Regions from separate parts of the Mus musculus genome. Here region 1 is linked to region 2. A link is a loop called in an ENCODE intact Hi-C map of the cell type or tissue named here. Cell type or tissue: left cerebral cortex. All regions are shown on one strand. Links, peaks and the distances in the headings refer to the core of each region. The heading gives the core; the rest is flanking DNA.

Region 1 (5,388 bases), core at 143-5,142, 1.3 Mb after region 2:
TCGGTTGCCAGCCCATCGGATGCCGCCGCCTGCGCCCGACCAGGGCGACCACAATTATGAAGAGTGCAAAGAATAAATTACCTTTCGTAACCGCCGGTCCCTGAGATGGTCCCATCAGTTGCTCAACAACCTGCAACCCGGTGCAGTTTTCCACAATCCATCCATTGAGCCCCGGGGCACACACACACACAAAAAAAGAAGAAATAAAAAAAGAAGAAGAAAGAAAAAGAAAACAGAAAAAAGATGGACCTGTCCCACTGTAGACACCCCAGTCACACCAAGCAACGACTGATCAAACCGCAGAGACGACAGGAGGGTGGAGACCCCAGTCAAAGAAACAACAAAAAGTGTCTCTTTTCCTTTCTTCTTCTACACAGCCATGGAGAAAGGGGAAGCCGGGAAAGCCAATGCTAGTCTTCCTTTACGTTTCCTCGCTTCACACGCCCCAGGGGGGCAAAAGCGGAGCAAAGAGAAGGAGGGTTCAAATGTCTCTCTCAGGGCACAGTTGCACAACTTCGGAGTCAGGCTGTGTCTCTCGCTGCAGCCGGTGGACCCAAGCGGGAGCTATTAACATGCGGCAGTCATAACCAGAGCTGCTTTCCCTCCTCCTGCAGCCGCCGCCGCCGCCGCCGCCGCAAGAAAAGCAGCTGCTGAGGAGACCAAAAATCTTCCACCATCCCCCCCCCCGCAGCCGATCTTTATATCCAGTTCTCCCACCCCACCCCCCTTCTCTTTCTTTTTCTTCTTCTTCCTCGTCCTCCCCTTTCCGCCTCCGAGCGAGAGGGAGGGGATAGGTAGGGGCAGCGGCGAGGACCAGTAGTGGCTTCTCCGCCCAGTCCTCCTCGCCGTCCTCCTCCTGCTGCCCCCGAGGTGCTCCGGCAGCAGAGGGTCCGCTCTGCCGCCCGCAACCCGCTCCGAGAGCCCAGGCGCGAGCCGCGCAAACTCCTTGCCGGGTGCACGGCGTGGACGCGCGGGCAGAGCGGGCGCCGGGTCGCCGAGGGTTGCGTGCCTGCCGCGGGGGGCGAGCCCCGAGCTCCGGTGGTCGCCTATCAGCTCGCCGGCCAGGCCGGGTAGCTTCGGGCATGCGGGAGCTTCATCGCCCGGCCCGGGGTCTGAGCCGATGCCGTCACCGCCAACCTCCTCCTCGGCCGCCGGCTTCGGTCCTCTTTTTTTTTTTTTTTTAATTTTATTTAATTTTATTTTTTTCTCTTCTGGACTCCCCACCGGAGCCACTGAGGCTCGGGGCGCCCTCCAGACACGCACACGCTCTTCCCCTCGCGCGCACACACAGGGGCGAGCTCCTGCCCCAGCACACCGTGCAGCCCGCGCGCGCACACCCGGAGGGAGAAGACTGAGGCCAACGAAATAAATAAATAAATAAAAGAGAGAGCGAGAAGAAAGAAAGGGGAGGGGGGGGGGCGAGTCACAGGCGGTGGCGGCGGCAGCAGCAGCAGTAGCAGCTGCGGGAGCGGAGGCAGCGCGCAGTCCGCGAGATGCCAGCAGCGGCGGCGGCGGCAGCGGTGGCGGCGTCGCCCTCCTGGCCCGGCCGTGCCATCTGCATCCCCGCTCCTGGGAACTGGAGCGAGCGCTGCGGGCCGAGCGGGCGGAGGGGGCGGTCGCGCCCGCAGACAGGCAGCGTGAGCGCAGCGGCCAACGCAGCCGAGGCCCGAGTGAGCCTCTGGCGGGGTGACGGGGCGAGAGAGCTCCCAGGACCAGGGAGGGGGGCTCCAAGGCCGGGAAAGGGGCGGCCGGCAAAACCCGGATCTGGAGTCCGCGAGGGCTCCGCGGGCGCGGGCTCCACCTAGCCGCTCCGCAGAATCTTGGAGGTGGGAACCGTGGGGCGGCTAAGGGAGGCTTCCCTTGCAGGGTTTGTCAGACAAAGGGTATCTCTCTCCTGGATAGGAGCATCTCTCTCTCTCTCTCTCTCTCTCTCTCTCTCTCTCTCTCTCTCTCTCTCTCTCTCTCTCTCTCTCTCTTCTCTGCTCTCCATTTCCACTCATCTCTAGCCCCCCCCCCTCTCTCCACTCAATCTCTTCACTCTCCCTTCCTCCCTCCCGTTCTCCTCCTCCCCCACTCTTCTGCTCTAGGTGAATGAGGTACCAGGCTGGGAGTTCTGCCAGTGTCTTTTTTTTTTTTTTCAGGTGCAGATTACTCCACGTGTTCTTTATGCGGGTGCTGACTTCTAAAGCATTGCCTGCTTTGAGTCCATTTTATGTTTCTTGAAACTTACCTCAATGTACAAGTTCATTGCAAAATTGAAAGCACACCTTTCTACGAAAAGATAGGACCTAGAGACTCAATGATTTTGATTTCACTACAATAAAAATTACCATGAAGGATATAGAAAACTGTCTTGGTTCTATCTCCATGCCTTCTGCTGTGATAAAGTTTGCCCACGTGACCTTCATCAACTAATTGTACCTCTTTGGGATGCTTTTGTAAATGAAATTGTTAAAAAATGTCTTTCTTTCTTCCTTCCTTCCTCCCCCCCTCCCCCCCCCCGCTTCTCTCCTATAACATTTTATCGCTTCAAGGACTGTGGATGTAGTTTCTATATAAGCATAGTCTAGTGACTAGGATTTATTGTATGAAACCAACAGGTACATCACATTCCTATTCAGGTCTCCCAAGTTGAATGAGGCTGTATAGTGAGGCAGTATAGTGTCATAATGATCTCCTGGCCTGTGGGAATTTGCAAGTTGGAAACTACAACCCCAGCAGATCTGTAAAGCTAACCATCATCGTAATTATCTGATCATCCCTGACACAAGAATGAATTTCTTTCATTCTTCAAAGCTCAACTCACATGCCAGATTTTCTTTTTTTTCTTTTTATTTTTTTATTACGTATTTTCCTCAATTACATTTCCAATGCTATCCCAAAAGTCCCCCCTACCCTCCCCCCCCACCAGATTTTCTAAAGAACCCCTTTCTTAGCTATCCCAAGGTGAGAAAAAGCCTTTGTAACATATGGTATATGCTACACACACCATAGCCATTATCTTCTCTGCTACAGTTTGGATCCTAAGTATCCACCAAAGGACTTTATGTTAAAGGCTGGTCTCCAGCTACTGATGATTTTGTGGGGTAGTAGAATTTTTAAGAGGTTGGCTTGCTCTAAGGATGTTAGAACCTTGAAGATGGAACCTTGTAGAGGATCCAGGGACCTTCCCACCAAGTACCCTGTATCCCAGTCACGGAGGTGAACAGCTTTGTTTTGTTATACAATCAGAGGTATTGTTTTGTATCGTAAATATCAAAACAACAAAGACAATTAGGCTTAGACTGAGGCCTCCAAAACTGTAAGCCAAAATGAACGTTCCCTCCCATGAGGTTACTTTTATAGGCATGCTGTCATGGGGAACGAAAATGTGACTAAGCAGCTAACTAGCTCACACAGCACTGTGATGGTACCTCTACCACAATGCCTATGTTGTCCTGCTTATTTTGGTCTCTTTTCAAATAATTAGCTGCATGTCACTATATCTTCTCAGATTATAAGAGCTCTCTTAAAGGTAAGTTCCAAGCTATATTGGGAAAGAATATACTATATATTATATGCTCTTTGTGTATCTAGTAATTCATTTGGGAGTGGGGGAAATAGAAAGTCAAAGAGATTTAATGGCTGAGTTCTGACCAAGTAGATTTTCATAGGCTCAAGTATGGCTGCTTTTATTCCCTTAATACAGGACATTTATAAGCGCCCTTGGATACGTAAATACAAATTGACATCTGGACTCACTTGTGACTTAAACAAGGGCTTCACCAAGACTAGACTAGCAAACTGTGACAAGAGACTCTTAGTTGTAAAGGAAGCAAGATGGAAACAACTCAGTTCCTATTTACCATATGCTTAGTGAATTTATTTAGAAAAATAATAGAATATTTTTAAGTGTATAAGGTATGAAGTAAATCAAAGATATTACATACTATTAGTGATGGCAGCAGGAAGACAAATATAAATAATTTATAGCTATAGCTAAGGAGTCTATAAGTAAAAATGTTACTTATAGACTCCTTAGCTAGCCAATGTGGACATGGACCAAAAATAAAGAATTTCAAAGATCCTACTTAGTGATGGGGGAAAAGGTAATAAAAACAGCTTATTTTTTTTTAAACACAGTGCAAGTAGGAGTATTGATTGCATGTGTAGTTTAGCTGTGTGTCAAATTACACTGTTTCCAGAAGTTATCCATATTTTAAACTCAACCTCTGTATTTTCAAGTCACTTTTGATATGATGAGCATAGTCTTCTACGTTTGATTAAACCTCTCTCTCCAGGTAGTAAATCTGTGATTCTTGCTGATATATTCTCAGGTGAGTCCTCTATGAGAGCAAAGTAAGTTCTGTGCATTTTCATCTACCCAATTATACTGGACTTCTTCATGTTAGAGAAAAGACAAAAGCAGATTACTTAAAGCACAGACCCTCGATACAAAGTAGCTCCAGGAATACTTGGATGGTGTTTTGGGGTTGTTTACTCCAGGATACTAGAAAGAGTTGGCACACCTGATATTTAATCTGAGGCAAATCAATAGTAACCAGATGGAAAGAAATTCAAATTTTAAAACCGAGAATACTAATTAATTGGGAAAAGAAAACATTAAAACATAATAACTTTTAAACTTTCCTGACCCAAGGATTCTTTGCAAATCAGTAAGTACAATAAAGTGTTGAACATCATTCATGAGATTCCAATCTCATTTAAAACACTGAAAAATTGGGTGTGCAGAATAGATAGAAATAGTAGATAAACATTAGTAAATAGCTTCTGCCAACAAAAATGCAACTTACAAAAATGTACACCATGAAGAAATTGTGTGACAAAATTTCTTGGGGAGACAAAACACACACACACACACACACACACACACACACACACATCTACTCACCTAAAAAAGGGAGCCCACTGATAGAATAAAGTAAGAACTGCAACAGTACCCACTTTGGTGACTCCATGAGGTTTTATCTAAGGTTTCTGACAGGAGTATGCACAAGAGTTTACTTAGGGAAGGAGCTGGGGTGAGTCCAAAGCAACTGTATCACTGGAAAGCCTACCGGACATGGAAACCTGGAGCTCTCTAAGCAGTTTGCAGGCATTTTTTTTTTAAATATGGGGGGGATTTAGAATTTTCTTCATTTACATTTCAAATGCTATCCCCTTTCCTAGTTTCCTCTCTGAAAATCCCCATTATCTTCCCCCACCCCTGCCCTGTTCCCCAAATCACCCACTCCTACTTCCTGGCCCTGGCATTCCCCTGTACTGGGGCATATAATCTACACAAGACCAAGGGCCTCTCCTCCCATTGATGGCTGACTAGGCCATCCTCTGCTACATATGCATCTAGAGACAAGAGCTCTGGGGGTACTGGTTAGTTCATATTGTTGT
Region 2 (5,388 bases), core at 234-5,233:
GATGACTTAAAGCAAAATATAAACAATCCATGTCAAATGAAACACTGATGGCTCAGAGGGTGAAGCATGAAGCTAAGGAAGGGAGAATGTGGGCTTGTAGTTTAACAACCCCTGATAGGAATAAAGACCACCTCAGAAGGGCACATTCTGGCTTCTGTAGCCGCAGCTGACACTGTATTCAGACTCAAATCATCCAACGCATAGGTTCCAAACTTCTCTTTTTTTACAGTGGAAGCAAAATTTAGCTGCTGTTTGTTTTATTCTTTACAGTTTAAAGCATCTATTTTTATGTAACCATAGACTATTTTCCTCATGTAGGTATAACTTAGGAATATAACTCATGCATCTGATTTATGTATATAACTATATAAATCTTAGTTACAGAAAATAAGTAAGAACAATGGATTAAAATTTGTACTTAAGGTAACAAAAATTCTGGTCTATAAAGAGCACAGAAACTAAACAACTAGACACTCGAATTTTCAGGACAATTGTGAATATATTACATGCACATAGAATTTTTATATTGGTACAGTTTTATACATTTTGAAGAGAATTTGAAGGGAGGAAAGAGGAGCAGGATATGATGCTATAATATTAAAAACAAAAATAACATAAAAGTATGTTATTTTGTAGATTATTTTGTTGATATTTCATTATCATTGTTTACAATTTATTTATTTATTTATTTTAAATAAATTTATTTCAGGTAAAATAATATGTGATGACACCTAAAACGTATCATATGTTTTGTGTACATTTGTGCACACTTACCACTGCTTCTTTAACTACAGTCTTTCAATACAGCCTGCAGTTAATTTCAGCTGATGATAACTCTCTTTGCAGACATTCATTCTTACTGTTTAAAGCCTGTTCTCCCAGCGGTTGAGCTGTGACCACATGTCTGATTACTGAGAATCCTTCAGACTGGCCCAATCATGACATGTACTTTATTTAGTTGTGTTATGATTAGATGGGAGGTGAAGTTGAGCTAACTCAGCTCACACAAAAATCCTCGCAGACAGCTAACAGCCTCTGCCCAAGATCTGCATATGACATTTTTAGACTAAATATTGGCAACATACATCTTTCTGAACATTTTTACCCTATCATGGACCTTGAATCAAGCATGGGATTTATGTGGAAAGCAACCTTTCACTATGGATCTCCGTCTAATTATTGAGGAGTAACACTTACTATATTATAGCTACATTAAAAATAGTAGTGACTACTTCCCACTTGCAAAAAAGTATTTTAAAATGGGGACTATGCTAGTTGAATTGGAAGTGTTTTGGGGATCAGAGATGTCTCCCTATGCTGGATATCCTGTAATCAAAGACTTTCAATATTCTCACACACAGTCACCATTCTTTTCCTATTAACTTTGATATGGCCATGAGCAAAACTGTTGTTTTCTTCTATTTACTGTGGGGATCTGAAATGTATTTCTCTTGGCTACACTCTGCACTTCTGCTGCATTTCAGACACATGAAGAAGTTTAATATACAAATTAGTGCAAAATAGCACTCCGAGCTAATGTTCCTCCATTAACTATAACAGCTAAGGTCATTTTTTTTCCAATTCTGCTAATGTTCTGAATAGTCACAGAAAAAGAAGAAATTTTGTATTTTCTTCTCACTTTTGTGAGTTTGTTTCTGTTAGAAATACTGAAGCAATATCTGTTTAATTTTTTCCCTTTCTAAAACTTCCACAATATATATTTAATCTTTATTTTTCCTTTAACATCTCTCAAGAGAAATATATAACAGTAGAAATCACTTTAGAAAAATAAATTTGTTGATGTTATTTTCTGTACATGTACTGTTTTTGTCTTGAATTGAACTTTAACAAGGCAGTACTTGGACATGCATCAGCATAAGCCATGCCTCAGTCTGAAATGACCTCAGAAATGCTCACACGAATGCTTTAAAGCACCTTAAAATAAACGATGAATTAATAGTTCCGAATTATTTTTCTTCTAGCAATTAAGAACAGAGAAAAGAGTTAGCACCGTGTGGAGATTACCAGAACATTCCAGCTAGTTCTTATCACTGTTTTCGCTCAATTTGATGTTTTTCCCCAAGCAAACATCTGTAATATCCCTAAGCAAACACTAAAGAGCATAGACTGAAGCTCGGAGTCCAACCAGCAGCACGCAATGGCTTCCTGTGTCAAGAGTGCCACTGAGAATCCCTTAACACTGGGTGGCGCTATAGACTAGCAGAAAAGCCTTTATTTAGCGTGGCTTTCTTAGCATCAGTTCATTTTTGTAACCCTGATATTAACCACAAATGAACATTATTTCATGTTCCTCTTGCTATTCCATTCACACAGGTATCTGGCCTATTAGCAAGGAAACGTGAGCCATTCTTCTCCAATTAGGGAACACGTTTGCAATAACATGCTCATGACAAAGAGCTGTGGCAACCTGGAAGAACAGAATGGCACATTCCTTCCCCCATGTTGGATGACAGGATATTTGTTGGGTAGAAACATTAACCAAATTACAAATTTGCATAGGTTTTGAATTTCACAGTGACAAAAATATGATATGAAACTCATGTAAGTCACTTGTCTCTTCCACAGTCACCCCGTTAATGGTGGGTTGTTGTTGTTTGGTTTTTAAGAAAATTAGAGAGTAAGAATTCTATACTGATAAAGGGGGAAATGAGGAAAGTTGTGGGAAGTGTCGTTTCGTCTATAAAATTAAAAACCAATGTGGGAAAGTTTCCCAACGAAGCATGAGAATCTACAATTATGTTAAAAACAGAGGCTGTGTGATGTATCTCAGAGGGTAGAGATGCTGGTGGCCAAGCCCGAAGACCATCCCCCAATTCACATAGTGGGAGGAGAGAGTTCTCGTTTACAAGTTGCTCTCACACATATATGTACACAAAATAAAATATTAAACGTAATAAAAAATTTAAAAGATAGTAACAGAGGCATGCATAAAATGCATGTCCGAAGGAGGAACATTTCAGTCTTGTCTCTGGGAAAGCCTTCCATAACTACATGCGATGTTCTCAGCATTACTTATTAAGGGATGCAGACACGCATGTACTGCTTGTCCTGGAGACTTCCCCTTCCTCTCCATTGGACACCAACCTCAATGATAAATCTCTTCATCTATGCAGCAGTTTTAATGTGTAGCAAATATATGGATGCCCACACTCCTCATTCAGGATACACACATTGTTTAGTAACTTTATTTTTCAATTAAAAAAAATACTAAATATCTTTTTATTCCCCACACATGTTTAAATAATCATTTGTAAAAGTGTGATATTCAGGAGTTTGGATATGCTAAAGTACTTCAACCACTTTTCTATGTAAATCTTTAGGATATTATTTATTTTAGTTTTTATTAGAAAAATGTTCTCATATGCACATTCCTATGTGTGCGCAAATGCACATGCACACATGCATACACATGTGCACACACACACACACACAGACACACACACACACAGATTCCGTTGGGTGGCATTTAGAAGGAAATTTACTCAACAAAAAATACACATCTTTTAAAATAATTATTTAACTTGTACTTTTCCAAACAATATAGGGGTGTGGCTTCTATGTATCCTTCATTTGTTGTTGACAAGAGGACAGCATCTATCTCTCCCCCATACTTATACTTAAAGACTTGAACACATTGTTCACTGTTTCCACTGATGACTTTTGCAGGAGATTTGAGATTATTTTAGTGTTGTACTGAAATTTCCTTTTATAGTTCTGCTATGATATACTCTTTCCACAAATTTCTACTGAACCTATTCAGATTTAGTATGGCATTGTAAGAGATGCTTGTGGCATGCATATTTAATATTCTTAATTAGAGATATCATACATATCTCTCCTCAATGACATTGATTCATGATTGTGTAATCTCAGTGAAAAAAATTAATGCTACTAATCACATCTATTAATTGCTGGTCAAAAGTTCTGACTTTTACTCCTACTTAAGAAAACACTTGATATTCAAAACATCAAACCATGACTTTCACTGTTCCCAGTGTCATGAGGCTATACTTGTCCTTGTTTTCTTTTACTAACATCTTTGTGTGAGAGATGATTGCATCTGCTTCTTTATCCAGTTAGCATTCGATTCTGTTTATGTAAGTGAGAATCAAGCATTTTCTCTGGGGATACATGTCCTCAAACTCCATAGTTAAAGGTTTAGTATTTAACAGGAGTTCAAAACATTGCAGTAAGTGTTAACTCCAGAAATGTCGCTTGAGTTTGGGGTCTTAGCTGTTCTCCTACACTAGGTTTATTATATGCATGCAGCTTACTTCACAAAACTGCTCTTGGTGCCAGGCATGGTGAACCCCTGCACTCCCAGCACCTGCTAGCAGACACTGGAGGACCTTGGGCATCCTTGCTTGAATAGTAACTTGCAAGCAGGCCTGAACTTCATGTGAATTTTATCTGAGACACAAAGCCCTGCTGTGATTAGTTATCGTCAAATAATGCTATCAATGTCGCTGATAGGATAATGGCGTAAAGCTATGTACTTGGAGCTGGGTGTCTTGGCACATACTAGAAATGCCAGCACTCAGGAAGTAGAGACAGGAGGATTACCACAAACTTAAGGTCAACCTCATGTGACTTGTGAGTAATGTGACAATTGAGAAAACTTAGCAAGTTTGTCTCAACATAATGATGTTTGAAAAAATACTAACTAAATAAATCTATAATTATTTACTTATATAAGGACTTTCTTTTTAAAATTACAATATATCAGAATTAAGCTAAACAAAGTTAATGTTCTTTTTAAAAGTGGGTTCCTTTAATTTATTTTATGTGGACATGTGTGGACATTCGCATCCCACTAGACACATCTGGATATTAGATGACAATCTATGGGCATCGTTTCCTTCTCTAACATGTGGTACCTGAGGATGCAACTCAGATTAGCAGACCTGCTGACAAACACCATTACCCACTGAGCCACACTGTCAGTCAGCCCACTATTCACACAATTCAAATGTCTATATGCACAATAGAATATGAACCAGTCTTTACCATGAGGATATCATATGTGACCATAGAAATTAAACTAGGGGATGAAGTCGTGTCATGTAAAATAGACCAGAGAAATACAGGCAGACAATCTTTGCATGATCTCAGTTATCCGTGAAATGATTGATCATCAGCAGAGAATAGTCATCATTAAAGTCCAGGGTGTAGGAGGATGGAAAGATGCCACCAAAGGGTACAATGTTTGTGTTTAGATTAAAAAAAAAATCTTTGATGATTGCTAAAGTAATAGTTGTATTAATTAGCATCAATTAGTTGTTCCACATTCTTTACACACTATAGCATCATTATGTACCCCATAAATAGCTATGCAAATTCTTGCATATTTTGAAAAAATTAGGTTTA

The links. Peaks named below come from ENCODE experiments on the same cell type or tissue, not always from the same donor. Only the 100,000 strongest peaks of a DNase experiment are listed, where the experiment ranks them.
Region 1: a loop joins it to region 2, with 4 times the contacts of the local background. A loop is called at or near these places in 5 of 42 quality-filtered maps.

Annotation. Positions count from the first base shown.
Region 1 is chr5:81,016,039-81,021,426 of GRCm38, reverse strand. Adgrl3 (adhesion G protein-coupled receptor L3) reads right to left here and starts at 675. Exons shown (of 27, transcript NM_001359828.1): 1 at 82-675. In left cerebral cortex, for the core only: no CTCF peak of the experiment used is centred there; DNase peaks (open chromatin) are centred at 647, 1,672 and 2,087; H3K4me3 peaks cover 1,810 bases; H3K27ac peaks cover 1,775 bases.
Region 2 is chr5:82,343,673-82,349,060 of GRCm38, reverse strand. No RefSeq gene overlaps it. Among named protein-coding and RNA genes, the nearest start is that of 1700031L13Rik, 220 kb to the right of the region's middle. In left cerebral cortex, for the core only: a CTCF peak has its summit at 2,201 (motif pointing right); a DNase peak (open chromatin) is centred at 2,208.